Linked DNA regions of Homo sapiens: regions 2 and 3 are each linked to region 1. Evidence: read pairs that join two places in POLR2A ChIA-PET (ENCODE). Cell type or tissue: MCF 10A. All regions are shown on one strand. Links, peaks and the distances in the headings refer to the core of each region. The heading gives the core; the rest is flanking DNA.

Region 1 (4,775 bases), core at 361-4,360:
CTCACCACAGTGGCAAAACTGGCAAAACAGCAAGTGTTGGCCAGAATATGGAAAAACTCAAATACCTGTATGCTGCTGCTGGAAGTATAATTTGGGACAATCAATTTGTAAAACAGTCTGGCCTCATCAAAAAAAGCCATATGTGGGCTCATACTAAAATTCCAAATTTTTACTCTTCATTCCAACCCTACAGAAACATTTGCCCATGTGGACCAAGAGACATGCACAAGAATGCTCATAACAGTACAGTCTGCAATACCAAAAAAAGCCTATATTTACTTATTTATTTTTTAGAGTTAGGGTCTTGCTCTGTCAACCAGGCTGGAGTACAGTGGTGAGATCATAGCTTACTGCAGCCTTGAACTCCTGGGCTCAAGCCACCCTCCAGTCTCAGCCTTCCAAGTAGATGGGACTACAGGAATATGCCACCATGCCTGGCTAATTTTTTTTTTTTGGGTAGAGATGGGGTCTCACTGGTCTTGAACTGTGGGCTCAAGCAATCCTCCTGCCTCAGCCTCCCAAAGTGCTGGGATTACAGATGCTGGCTAATTTAAAAAATTCTTTTGTAGAAACAAGAGTCTCACTCTGTTGCCCAGGCTGGTCTTGAACTCCTAGCTTCAAGTGATCCTCCCACTTCAGCCTCCTGAGAAGCTGGGATTACAGGCACAAGCCACTGCACCTAGCACAAAAACTATAACTCACATGTCCACAAAGAGTCAAAATGATACTGCATGTTCATACAAAGGAATACTATAGGGCCATGAAAATGAGTAAGCTATATGGCTTACATACAACAAACTGGATGAATCCTAGGAATACTGAGCAAAAAAAGCAGGTCTACATTATGATTCTATTTGTATTAAGTTCAAAATAAGATATTGTCTAGGTATATAGGCATGTGTGGTAAAACTCTAAAGCAGGTTCCTGAGGATTAGGTACTGGGCAGCCTGCCTGGCCACAGACAGCAGGGCGGGGAAGAGAAGGGCACATGAAGGACACGAATGAATGGGAAGTTGAAAAGCAAGACATCTTGTGATAGCAGACACCACTAACTGGTGAAGAGAAACAGTTCTAGAGCTGAAAAAAACTTCAAGGTAAAGGAAGCACTATTCTCTTTTTTCTTTTTTTTCTTTTTTTTTTTGAGACAGAGATCATTCTTGTTGCCCAGGCTGGAGTGCAATGGCACAATCTTGGCCCACCACAACCTCTGCCTCCCAGGTTCAAGCGATTCTCCTGCCTCAGCCTCCCGAGTAGCTGGGATTACAGGCATGCGTCACCACGCCTGGCTAATTTTGTAGTGTTAGTAGAGACGGGGTTTCTCCATGTTGGTCAGGCTGGTCTCGAACTCCCGACTTCAGGTGATTCGCCCGCCTTGGCCTCCCAAAGTTCTGGGATTACAGGCATGAGCCACCACACCCTGCCAGGAAGTACTATTCTTTTCATCTGTAAGTAATTGCTGGGTGAAAAATCAGAAGACCTGTACTATCCTCCAGACCTGGACTACCCTCTAGATGCTGCCATTAACTTGTACTACATCTCAGTCAGGGTGAGGGGGCTTTAAAAAAAAAAAAGTATGGAAAAAATAACAACTTGCACAACATCAGGCGAGTTTTCACCTTCTATGGGACTCAGGATATGAAGATCAATAAAGATAATGCATCCTGAGGAGCTGAAGATAAGTACCTTCAGGGGATGGGAACAGATAAATTTCAAACTCATCACAGTCCCAAGTAAAGGCAGATTTATAAAGACAAAGACACTAAAGACACTTGAACTTCAGGACCCCTTACCTGCCCAAGTCCCCTTCTAAGGCTCTAAGAAGAGCCCTAATCATTTTGTAGTATTTTCCTCAAGAGAGTCCACAAATGGTACAAACTTCAAGCCCCACAAAACCTACATCAGCTCCTGATCTGAATCCCAAAGTGGTAAAATGCTTATCCACAGGAAGGGGAGACTCCTGTTTAAATTCTCTGCTTCTATTCAATTTCCCTGCCTCAGAAAACCATCTCCTAATTCAAACTAGATTCCCCTCAGCAACAAAGAAAGTTTAAAATTTAAGTTATCAAAAGACTATGACTAATAAGCCTCCAGAAATCCCTGGCTGTGCCCTTTATCTTGCACAGAGACCTTAGGATACACTGAATCTTGCTGGATAACTCAATACAATGCAAGACTATTTTTCTAACAAGGCCCTCTGCTAAGAAGGTGCAAACTAATTTTGGCAAATATCCCGGCTAAATATTATAATTGGCTCAAGGATGACACAGCACAAACCACCTCTGTGTTGTGCCTACAATCTGCTTTCAAAACACTATGCAATCTTGCCTCAAGGCTGGTAGTATTACCACATACTCCCTGCCTTCAGCAAATGTTCTTAACTCCTGGGTTCTCTGCACCAGGATCTGGAGAGGCAGAAGTGCAGGGACAGATGTGTTAACAAATGCCATTACCACTCCAGCAGTATGTGGATAGAAAACCAGAACTCCTTGTGCTTTGTCTTCTGTGTGAATGAAGGGGCAGAAGCTGAACCAGTGATCTGAGAACAGGGAGAGGAATTTGCCACCGGATAGAATATTTTCAACAAGAAGAACAAATCATCCAGAAAGGGGATTTGCTTAGTAGAGGTTGAGGAATTTGTAGAGTAAGTCAGAACTCCTCCCTCACATAAAGGCTATATTCAACAGGGAAAGAACAGGAGTCATAAGAAAATGTTATTTTGAGGAAGCCAAAGAGGAACTTGCAGTAAATCCCTGTAAAATCCATGCAAGACCAACAAGGTTTTTGAGGATTTCATATGAGCAGAAACACTGCCAGTTTGGATTGAAAGGGACAGATAACATATAAAATTGAAGGAGACTGTTGGACCCTCAAAATTCTACTGGCAAGAGGCAGGCTGTTAAAACTGCTCAGCTACAAACAAAGTACTACCTTTCACTGAAAAAGGAAGGATGACAGCGGTGTAGCTATAAGCTCAGAGGGTGGAGCCATGAGCCCAGAGCAAACCAAGAGCAAACAGGGTAGAACCAAGAGCACCGAGGCAGAGCTGAGAGCCAGAATTATTCCCAGGCCTTGAAACCTTATCAAGGAACTGAAGTCTGCCCAGCTGAATTTCAAAGCTGCCATGGGCTGGTGACTCCTTTTTACCTTCTGTTTTTCCTCTTTGTGAACCTGAAGTCTATGCCAGTCCCACCTTGCATGTTGGGAGGGCTGCAGGCAGATGACTTGTCTCTTTAGTTTCGTAGGTCCACAGACATGGAGAGAACTATGTTCAGGAGCTGTAGACAGATTACACTCCCAAGCCTCATTTACATGGGACTTAGATGAGCTTGATCATGAGATTTTAGATATTTAAGCCCATGAGATTTAGGACTTTGAACTGTAGCCATAATGGGATGAGACCCTTGGGAGGAGGTAACAAGGGACATGAATTATGGGGGGCAGAGGGTGGGCTGGGATAGGCAAAAACTTGACATGCTGATAGCCGAAGAGGAATTAGAGAGACTCAAAGTGTGTGAGAGATTCAATACAAGAAGGTTCTTTATAGCTGAGATGGAGGGGGTCACAAGAGCAAGGACTTCTGGGAGGAGGAGCTGAGAGGATCCCTGTCTGACAGCCACCAACAAAATGGGGACCTCATTCCTACAAGCGAAAGGAAACAACATCCTTGCTGAGATTGGGAGAAGATTCTTCCCCAGAGGCTCTAGATAAGAGCCTAGCCTGGCTGATGCCTTGATTTTGACCTCAAGAGATCTGGGTCCAGCCAAGCCTGCCTGAACTTCTGACCTGGAGAACTGTGAGATAATAAGAGGGTGTTGTTTTAAGCTACTAAATTTGTGGTCATTTGTTACACAGCAAGAGAAATGAATCCAGCTTCTGTTTAGGTCCACAAATTCTATTTCTGGAAATGCTGCTGCCCTAGCCCATTGAGAGAGCTAACTAACCTCAGGCAGCAACAAAAGGACCAGGTACAGTTCTGTGATCAGCCCTTCCTAGCATAAATTTCCTCATCTACAAAGTGGGTGGGTCGAGAGAAAAGCTGTAGGAAAACATTTCTGTACCACAATTGTGTTCAAATAGAAGATGTATTATTAATTACAACACCCATGCTGACATCTGCAAATGAGGGACCCAGACATGGCCAAAAACATTAAAGTCATAGCTCCTTACCTTCCTCAGGCCAGGACTGTAGATTGCTGGAATAAAGATATGCTCCTTCTCCTCCTGTTAGATAAGTGCCCAGGAAAGACTCATCCCCCTTTAAAAACAACAACAAAAACAAAAATCCAAAAAAGAATAGGTGATTTATAGCATAAATATTCACAGAATCAAAAGTCCTGCCCAATTATGTCCGTCTACAAAAGCTGAGTCAGGCTCAGATATGCCCAATGTATTCCATGGCCTTTGGCATTGTCTGGCTCTTTGGCAGTTACTGGCATCCTTGATTTGTGCTGAGAAAAAGAACATTAAGATTCTCTCTGAGTCCAGGCATCAAAGCCCGCAATGCTTGTTCATGTTCCAGTGGATTTATTTCCTTTGTGAAAACAGAGGCAGCTTCTCCTTGGCCTAAAGCCTTGATGTCTCAGCTCTACATGTCTAGGCCAATCTGGGATCTGCTTTTAATATTATGGGGAGATTTTTAAAAGAACACCAGAAGGCCCTGATGGAATAAAGAATCCCTCTAATTGTATCCCCCATAAATGGTTATTTCTAAAGCTCTGCTGGGAAGGGGAGGAATGCAAATAGGAAGTGAAGACAACATAGTGCAAGTCTTTTAG
Region 2 (4,775 bases), core at 485-4,484, 230 kb after region 1:
GTATGCCAGGCACTTTGAATCAGCTTATCAGGAGCCTTGTAGGAACATGAGCCAAGCAGGTATACATCACTCTGTGGTTCACCTGGACTGTGTATTTGATAAACAGTGGTAGCGGTGGTAGAGCAGAGAGAGTGGTTGAGAAAATTCTTCAAAAGAACATTATTCCTTTTAGAGTTTTTTTTTTTTTTTAGGAAAGTTATATGCTGGTGGGGCAGTTGTTAGACTGTGTGATCTAGAGGAACCCTTCCCCTTCCCCCTTCCACCTCCCCTTCCCCTTTCTCCTTCCCCTTCTCCCTTCCCCTTCCCCCTTCCCCCTTCCCCTTTTCCTTCCCTTCCCCTTCCCCTTCCCTTTTCCTTTTCTTTCTCCCCCAGGCTGGAGTGCAGAGGCAGGAACGTAGCTCACTGCAGCCTCAACCTCCTGGGCTCAAGAGATGCTCCCACCTCAGCCTCCCCAGTAGCTGGGACCACAAAAATGCAACACTATGCCCAGCTAATTTTTGTATTTTTTTTTTTTTTTTTTGTAGAGACGGGGTCTCACCATGTTGCCCGGGCTGGTCTTGAACTCCTGGGCTCAAGCAGTCCTCCCACCTTGGCCTCCCAAAGTGTTGGGATTACAGGTGTGAGCCACTGCACCCGGCCGAAGATTGCTTTTGACATACCTGTTTCCAGGTGGCCCTGATCTTGTCAGTACTTATTCCTTCTGCATTTCAAGGGATTCTGGTGTATATAACCAGTGAAAGCCTGATGATGGTTAACCCTTCATTTACATCTCCAATCAAATGTCACCTCTTCTAAGAGGCCTTCCTTTCACCCTTTCTAAAGTAGCACCTTCTGTTCTTTCCCTCTGCTCTCTTTCCCTTCATAGCATTTGTCTCTACCTGGCATTACGTATACACACACCTGTGTGGGGAGTATCTGGGCTTATCTGTTGTTTTTCTAATGTGAACTACATGAAGGCAGGGACATAGTCTTATTCACTGTTGTATTCCTGGTACCTAGAACAGTGACTCACATGTAGTAAGTGCTTAGTAAATATTTGTTAGTTGAATACATAGTAGAAAATGCATCACTGTTTTGTAACTCCTGGAGCACCAGAGTTTCAGAGTTCCTAGAGTTCTGTCTTCATATTAAAAATTGAAGGGCGAGGCGTGGTGGCTCACACCTGTAATCCCAGCACTTTGGGAGGCCGAGGTGGGCGGATTGCCTGAGGTTAGGAGTTCAAGACCAGTCTGGCCAACATGGTGAAACCCCGTCTCTACTAAAAATACAAAAAAAATCATCTGGGCATGGTGGGGTGCGCCTGTAATCCTAGCTACTGAGGAGGCTGAGGCAGGGGAATTGCTTAAACCAGGGAGGTGGAGGTTGCGGTGAGCCGAGATTGTGCCACTGCACTCCAGCCTAGGTGACAGAACAAGACTCGGTCTCAAGAAAAAAAAAAAAAATGAATGAAGGGCCAGGCACAGTGGCTCAGGCCTGTAACCCCAACACTTTGTGAGGCCGAGGCAGGAGAATTACTTGATCCCAGGAGTTCAAGACCAGCCTGGGCAACAGGGTGAGACCTCATCTGTACAAAAAGTCTTAAAAATTAACCAGCCATGGTGGTGTGTGCCTGTAGTCCCAGTCACTCAGGAGGCTGAGGTGGGAAGATTTCTTGAGCCCAGGAGGTCAAGACTGCAGTGAGCTGTGATCATGCCACTGCACTCTAGCTTGGGCTAGACCTTGGGTCTAGCTAGACCTTGGGTGAGACCTTGTCTCAAAACAAAGCAAAACAAAAGGAACGAAAATCCCTTCCCCTCCTCATTTTCATTCCTTGCTTATGGATTCTTCCAGCCATTTTTGTATGCATTTATATAGGTATGTGTAAGTGTACACATGTACGGTCCATTGTTTTGCAGCTTGCTTCTCCCCCATGCCCTTATCAGAATGCCTGTTGAGCTTCTTGTTAGTCCCGCAGACCTAGGTAATATGCAGTGACTCATGCAGTCAGATTTCTGGGCATGAGCATTTAGATGGGTTTCAACCTGTTGCCATCTGAACAGTGCTGTGGTTCGCATTCTTGTATATTGGTCATCGTGTACATGAGCAAGTATTTCTTCTACAAAGAAATAGAATTGCTAGGTCAGAGTGAATGAGCATGAGGTTGTGTGTCTGGGACAGATTGCGTAGGGCCTGGCAAGGATATAGGCTTTTACCAAATGTGGTGGTGGTGGTGGTGGTGGTGGTGAATCAATAATGGGGCAAAAATCATGGACATATGAAGAAATGCAACAGCAGGTAGACATAAGAAAAACAATTAACCTCAGGAGTAAAAAGAACTCAGAACCACAATTTAAAAATTGCTTTTTACTTATTAAATTAACAAAATTAAAATAGAACTAGTAGTCCTTGCTGTTGGCAGAGTGAAGTGGGATGGACCCTTCATTCTGTATTGATACGATTTCAAATCACATATCTCTTCTGGAAAGCAAGTTGGTATTATGGCTCTAGAGTCTTAAAGGCATCATTTAGACCCTTTTACTCAGTAAGGTTTTTTTTTTTTTTTTTACCAGTCACACAACAAACATTTAGAATCCGTCATGTGCTGGGTTGTGAGTGAGGTCTTAAGAAGAACCTAGGGAGCTTTTAATGATATAGAAAATGCGTTAAGTTTTATTTGTAAAATGGAATATACAATGTAAATAACATCAATTAGGCTAAGAAAATGCATCAGAATACTAACAGTGTTGGAGTTATGGGTGTTTGTTTAGCTTCTTCGTATTCTTATATAAATATTTTATATAAAATATCTTGGGCACAATGGCTCACGCCTGTAGTCCCTACATTTTGGGAGGCCGAGGTGGGTGGATCACCTGAGGTCAGGAGTTCAAGACCAGCCTGGCCTACATGATGAAATGCTGTCTCTACTAAAACTATAAAAAATTAGCTGGGCATGGTGGTGGGCACCTGTAATCCCAGCTACTCAGGAGGCTGATGCAGGAGAATCGCTTGAACCCCGGGACGCAGAGATTGTACTGAGATTGCACCACTGCACTCCAGCCTGGGCAACAAGAGCGAAACTCTGTCTCAAAAAAAAAAAAAAAAACAACAAAAACCTCATGTCTTTCAGCAATATATGTGTGGTATTCATCACTCATAAAATTTGTTACTTTATGTGATTGTGGAGGTTTATTTTTTCAAAGAAGCAGTATAAAAAGTTTTATAAGAAAAAGAATAGGGCCATTGATTTCAAATCTCATTAGAAATACAACTCAGAATAAAGGAAGCCTAGCAAAAGATTCAGATCTGTTCCTCAAGGATCCAGAACTGATAGGGTAGCACTGTGTGTTTATCACAGGAATTTGCCTGTCTTCCTGGATGTGGTTTTTAAATTTTAAGGACGGATTTGTTTTTAATTTCTGTCTGCTACAATTTGACATGTCTGTGCTTGTGCTTCCCTCTATAAGAAGTGTGTTTTCATTTCAGTGGCCTCATTGTTCCTGAGAGAGATGGCAATGAGACTGTCCCTGAGGTTGTTGCCACATCAGGTTATGCCTTGCTGCATTTTTTTAGTGATGCTGCTTATAATTTGACTGGATTTAATATTACTTACAGGTAAGATACTTAAGTCTAGTATTTGTGATTTCATTCAGGAGACTATCTACTATGTTTTAACAACAATAATGGCTAACATAGATTGAGAGCCAGGCATAGCGTCAGGCAGTTTACATGGATTTTCTCATTTAAAATTCTTCCATAAATTCAGTGAGGTCTGGGCTCTGTTTTTCTGCTTATTTATAATTGAGGAAACTGGCAGGAAAAGGTTAGTAGATTGTCAAAGTAACTGGTGGGACCACAATTTAAACCCAGGTGTTGATGCTGTTGAACTTCTAGAAGAGAGGGACTTTTCTGCTAATGGACAAAAACGTTGGAATTTTACAAAGTACAGCTCCACAAATATTAGTAGTTGTCATGTACTCGATAGTAGAAGAAATCTATACTCATTAAAGTACCTTGATAGTCCATTTATCCCCCCTTTTAAATTCTGAATTACATTGTTTCAAAGCACTGTCAGTACAATTATATTATTATGAGATGCGTTATAGTTCAACTGTTTTTTTTTTTTTTTTTTTTGAGACGGAGTCTCACTCTGTCACCTGGGCTGGAGTGCAGTGGCATGATCTCGGATCACTGCAACCTCCACCTCCTGGGTTCAAGCAATTCTCCTGCCTCAGCCTCTTGAGTAACTGGGATTACAGGCACCCACCACTTCGCCCAGCTAATTTTTTGCATATTTAGTAGAGACGGGGTTTCACCATGTTGGCCAGGCTGGTCTTGAACTCCTGACCTCGTGATTCGCCAACCTCGGCCTCCCAAAGTGTTGAGATTACAGCCGTGAGCCACTGCGCCTGGCCATAGTTCAATTCTTACATTAAGTTAAACTAGCCTGCCTTCTTCCATCTGAAATGAGTAGATAAAATTACTAAGGAATTTTAAATATACCAATCTGGGCAGTAACCTTAAATTCTATTAAATACAAATTTTCAGAGAGTGTACAGAGGAATATGTACCATGAGGATGGTAGTTTATTGTTGGCAGTTTGTTTTATTCTTTTCCTTCCCAGACTTCCAAGCATGAATTCAGCAACTCTGTAAAGCTCATCATTAGGAGGCTACCAAGAAGAATAGGATAGTCCTCCCACCCATGAGGAGCTAACAGTTCTGCACAAATCTCCTACCTCCTTTAATTTCTTTGACTTTATGAGTTATTTATTCTTATCCTCTTATTATGAGAATCCA
Region 3 (4,775 bases), core at 485-4,484, 110 kb after region 1:
ATTCCATGACCACAGAAAATTCTGGGAGACTCTCAATGAAAAGTAATAACAAAATAACAACATACACACACACACACACACACACACACACACACAAGTCGAGACCCTTTTGCAGTCAAATCCCTCACCTAACCCTAGGCAACCACTGATTTCATTTTTTTGTTTGTTTGTTTTGAGACAGGATCTTGCTCTGTTGCCCAGGCTGGAGTACAGTGGCACAATCACAGCTCACTATAACCTCAAACTCTCAGGCTCAAGGGATCCTCTTGCCTCAGCCTCCCAAGTAGCTGGGACCACAGGTGAGTGCCACCATGCCTGGCAAATTTCTTGAAAATTTTTTGTAGAGATGGGGTCTCATTGTGTTGCCCAGGCTGGCCTTGAACTCCTAGGCTCAAATGATCCTACCACCTCAGCCTCCCAAAGTGCTGGGATTATGGGCATGAGCCTTCACACCCAGCCCTTGATTTTATTTTAACGTCCGTAGATTAGTTTTGTCTGCTCTTGAAATTTGTATAAATGGAATCAGCATATTGATTTTTGAGATTCATTCATTATGCTATATGTATCAATAATTTGTTCACTTTTATTGATGATGAGTAGTATTTTATAGCTCAAACATAACACAATTTGTCGATCCACTTACTAGGTGATGAACATTTGACTTGTTTCCAGTTTGAGGATATTATATATAAACTCTTATAAAACATGTATGTATAAGTCTTTGTGTGGCCATATGTTTTCACTCTTCTTGGGTAAATAGAAGAATTGCTAGGTTATATGGTACATGTATGTTTATCTTTACAAGATAACCGTCTAACAGTTTTTCAAAGTGGTTGTGCCCCATTTTACACTCCCGTCAGAAGTGTATGAGAATTCGGTCCTGGCGCAGTGGCTCACGCCTGTAATCCCAGCACTTTGGGAGGCCGAGGCAGGTGGATCATTGAGGTCAGGAGTTCAAGACTAGCCTAGGCAACATGGTGAAACCCCATCTCTACTAAAAATACAAAAATTAGCTGGGTGGTAGTGGCATGCACCTGTAATCCAAGCTACTTGGGAGGCTGAGGCAGGAGAATCACTTGAGCCTGGGAGGCAGAGATTGCAGTGAGCCGAGATCGCACCACTGCACTCCAGTTTGGGCCACAGAGTGAGAACCTATCTCAAAAAAAAAAAAAAAAAAAAAAAAAGAGGTGTATGAGAATTCCAGTTGTTTCACAACCCTATCAACTCTTGGTAGTGTCAGTCTTTAACTTTCGTCATTCTCCTGCATATGCAGTTGTGTCCCATTGTGATTTTAATTTGCATTTCCCTAATAACTAATGATGTTGGGCATCTTGTCATATTCTTATTTACCATCTGAATATCTTCTGTTATAAAATATTTTTAAAGTGCTCTGCACATTTAGAAAATGGGTTGTTTGTGTTTTATTACTGAGTTAAAGGAGTTCTTTATTTTAGAGTATTTTATTTCGGAGTCCTTTCCTGGATATATGCATTGGGAATGTTTTCTCTCATTGGTTGCATTTACATTTTCTTTTGTGTTTTTTTTTTTTGAGACAGAGTTTTGCTCTTGTTGCTCAGGCCGGAGTGCAATGGCACGATCTCGGCTTACTGCAACCTCTACCTCCTGGGTTCAAGTGATTCTCCTGCCTCAGCCTCCCAAGTAGCTGGGACTATAGGCATGCACTACCATGCCCAGCTAATTTTTTGTATTTTTAGTAGAGACGGGGTTTCATCATGTTGGCCATACTGGTCTTAAACTCCTGACCTCAGTTGATCTGCCCACCTTGGCCTCCCAAAGTGCTGGGATTACAGGCGTGAGCCACTACATTTTCTTAAAGGTGTCTTTTGTGCAGTAGAAGATTTTAATTTTCATGAATTCTAATGTATTATTATTTTTTCATTTATTTTAGAGGAGAATGTGCTGGCTCTGATGTTCAGTGACAAGGGAACAGAGAGAGGTAGGAAGGCCTGAACCAGCCAAGAGACTTTACCTGAGGTAAAAATTCCTCTTCCTTCAATGCCTCAAATCAGGATCTTGAAGTTGGAAAATAATAAAAGCTTGTACAGATTCCACTTTGATTGTTTTTGGCAAGGCTATTTCATAACTACCTGTGGTGATCTAGAGGGTTTCTCAGAAGAAATGACATTTGTGGAGGGAGTCCGGAAGCTGAGTGATAATGAAAGCTATAATTCAAAACCACACTAAGCACTCTTCATGTCATCCTCTGTGGTAGCCAGCCAAGATGGCCCCCAGTGATCCTCAAGTCCTGTGTTCATGCCTTTGTATAGCCTCCCTCAATACTGAATCATGCCTGGCCTGTGACCAATAGAGTATGGCACACATTGTGACTTCCAAGGCTTGGTCATGAAAGACATATGCAACTTCCTTTTGCTTTCTCTTGCATAATCTGTTCTAGACAAAGCAGCTGCCGTTTTATGAGGACACTCAAGCAGCTCTATGGAGAGGCCCACGTGGTGAGAAACTGAGGCCTCCTGCCAAAAACCAGCATCAACTTGTCAGTCATGTGACTGAACCATCCTGGAAGCAGATCTTCCCACTCCAGTGAACCCTGCAGTTGATCACAGCCCCAGTGGATACTTTGGCTGCAGAGAGACCATGATCTAGAACCAATTAGCTAAGTTGCTCCTGAATTCCTGACTCACAGAAACTGTTTGATTAAGATAATAAATATCTTATGTTGTAACAAGTCACTAAATTTGAAGGTAATTTGCTATTCAGCAATAGATAATTAATACAACAGTTCTATAAGGTAAGAATGAGGTATTATCTCCACTATACAAATAAGGAAACAGCCTCAGAAAGGTTAGGTGACTTGCCCAAATTAACTGTCAGAGAAGATTTTTTTCCCTTGACAAATAATTTACATTTTATGGCAATTTCCATGGAGAGGCTAGGTGCAGTGGCTCAATCCTGTAGTCTCAGCACTTTGGGAGGCTGAGGCGGGAGGACTGCTTGAAGCTAGTAGTTCAAGACCAGCTGAGGCCACATAGTAAGACCCCTGTTTCTACAAAAAATTAAAAAAAAATTTTTTTTTTTGAGACAGAATTTCGCTCTTGTTGCCCAGGCTGGAGTGCAATGGCGTGATCTCGGCTCACTGCAACCTCTGCCTCCTGGGTTCAAGCGATTCTCCTGCCTCAGCCTCCTGAGTAGCTGGGATTACAGGCACCTGCCACCACGCCCGGCTAACTTTTGTATTTTTAGTAGAGACAGGGTTTCACCATGTTGGCCAGGCTGGTCTTGAACTCCTGACCTCAGCTGATCTGCCCACCTTGGCCTCCCAAAGTGCTGGGATTACAGGCGTGAGCCACTGCACCTGGCCAAAAAATTTTTTTAATTTGAAATTTATATTTTAAATTTAAATTGCTCACACCTGCAATCTCAGCACTTTTGGAGGCTGAGGCAGGTAGATCGCTTGAGTTCAGTAGCTCAAGACCAGCCTGGGAAACGTGACAAAGCTCCATCTCTGCAACAAATACAAAAGAATTAGCCAGGCATGGTGGTGTGCGCCTGTAGACCCAGCTAATTGGGACGCTGAGGTGGGAGGATCGCTTTAGCCTGGGAGACAGAGACTGTGGTGAGCCAAGATCGCGCCACTGCACTCCAGCCTGGGCGACAGAGCAAGGCCCTGCTGTCTCAAAATATTAAATAAATAAATACATTTATTTCCATGGAGAAACAATAAAGAGAAACATCAAAACTCAGATGGCAAACCTCCTCAGCCCTTCCTGAACCTTTTTCCTCCCCAGCATTCCAACATTTCTCTCAAAAACTCTCAAGCCTGCCCAGCTTTACCTCTAGCCTCCCTCTTGCATTTCCCACTCAGCAAAGCAAAAAGGTGGCTGCATTCGAACTGAGTTTCGATTCCAGCTCTAACTTCAATGTCCATGTTCCTAACCACTCTGGTTCCCAGAAGGGTTTCTCTAGGAAGAAAAATAAGGGAAGGGCATTAGACGTAGAGAAAACAACAAATGCAAAGAAGCGAGGGTTTGACAGAATCTGGCTGCCTCTGAGGGAGTGGAGGGACAATGGTTCAGCGGGGCTAGAGAGCAAACTTCCTGGGAAAGGAGGTGGCAGGGTGAAGCAGGAAAGGAGTTCGTAGCCAGTGTGTAGAAACCCATAGGCCATGTCAACAATTTTGAATTTCTCTACAACAAAAAATTTTAGGCAGGGGAGAAAGTTGCTTGTGTCTGAATTTCCAAAAGACTCTTTAGGGAAAGAAATCATTGTATTAAAAAGAGACTTGCACTGGAATATTTATTGCAGCACTGTTCACAATAATCACAAAGACAGGGGATCAACCTAAGTGTTTGTCAAAGGAGAATTGGATAAAATGTAGTATGTGCATATACCATGGAATACTGTAATACTTAGCCATAGAAAAGAATGAAGTCATATCTTTTGCAGCAACATGGATGGAACTGGAGGCCATGATCCTAAGTGAAATAACTCAGGAACAGAAAGTCAAATGCCACATGTTCTCACTTATTAGTGGGAGCTAAATAATGTGTACATATAGACACACAGAGTGGGATAATAGACATTGGAGACTACAAAAGGTGAGAGGGTGGGAGAAGGGTGAGGATTGAAAAATTACCTATTGGGTACAATATTCACTATTCAGATGATGTGTACACTAACAGCCGAGACTTCACTGCTAAGCAATATATGCACGCAATAAAGCTGCACTTGTACTCCATGTATATATAATAGATAGTAAAATGTATTATATATTAAAAATGTATAATATATTAAAC

The links. ChIA-PET counts read pairs that join two places held together with the same protein. Peaks named below come from ENCODE experiments on the same cell type or tissue, not always from the same donor. Only the 100,000 strongest peaks of a DNase experiment are listed, where the experiment ranks them.
Region 2: POLR2A ChIA-PET joins it to region 1 with 7 read pairs; 2 of 35 experiments call an interaction of 5 or more read pairs at or near these places.
Region 3: POLR2A ChIA-PET joins it to region 1 with 9 read pairs; 3 of 35 experiments call an interaction of 5 or more read pairs at or near these places.

Annotation. Positions count from the first base shown.
Region 1 is chr20:3,310,866-3,315,640 of GRCh38, forward strand. It overlaps DNAAF9 (dynein axonemal assembly factor 9), which reads right to left. Exons shown (of 37, transcript NM_001009984.3): 20 at 4,168-4,255. Among named protein-coding and RNA genes, the nearest start is that of SLC4A11, 74 kb to the left of the region's middle. In MCF 10A, for the core only: no CTCF peak of the experiment used is centred there; a DNase peak (open chromatin) is centred at 2,316.
Region 2 is chr20:3,542,300-3,547,074 of GRCh38, forward strand. ATRN (attractin) reads left to right here. Exons shown (of 29, transcript NM_139321.3): 4 at 3,463-3,591. Among named protein-coding and RNA genes, the nearest start is that of ATRN, 74 kb to the left of the region's middle. In MCF 10A, for the core only: no CTCF peak of the experiment used is centred there; a DNase peak (open chromatin) is centred at 2,012.
Region 3 is chr20:3,418,138-3,422,912 of GRCh38, forward strand. It overlaps LOC105372508 (a long non-coding RNA gene), which reads right to left. Exons shown (of 3, transcript XR_937212.3): 2 at 3,814-3,941. LOC105372509 (a long non-coding RNA gene) reads left to right here and starts at 258. Exons shown (of 3, transcript XR_001754709.1): 1 at 258-299; 2 at 1,910-1,995; 3 at 2,417-2,651. RefSeq lists an enhancer at 2,466-2,535. In MCF 10A, for the core only: no CTCF peak of the experiment used is centred there; a DNase peak (open chromatin) is centred at 2,404.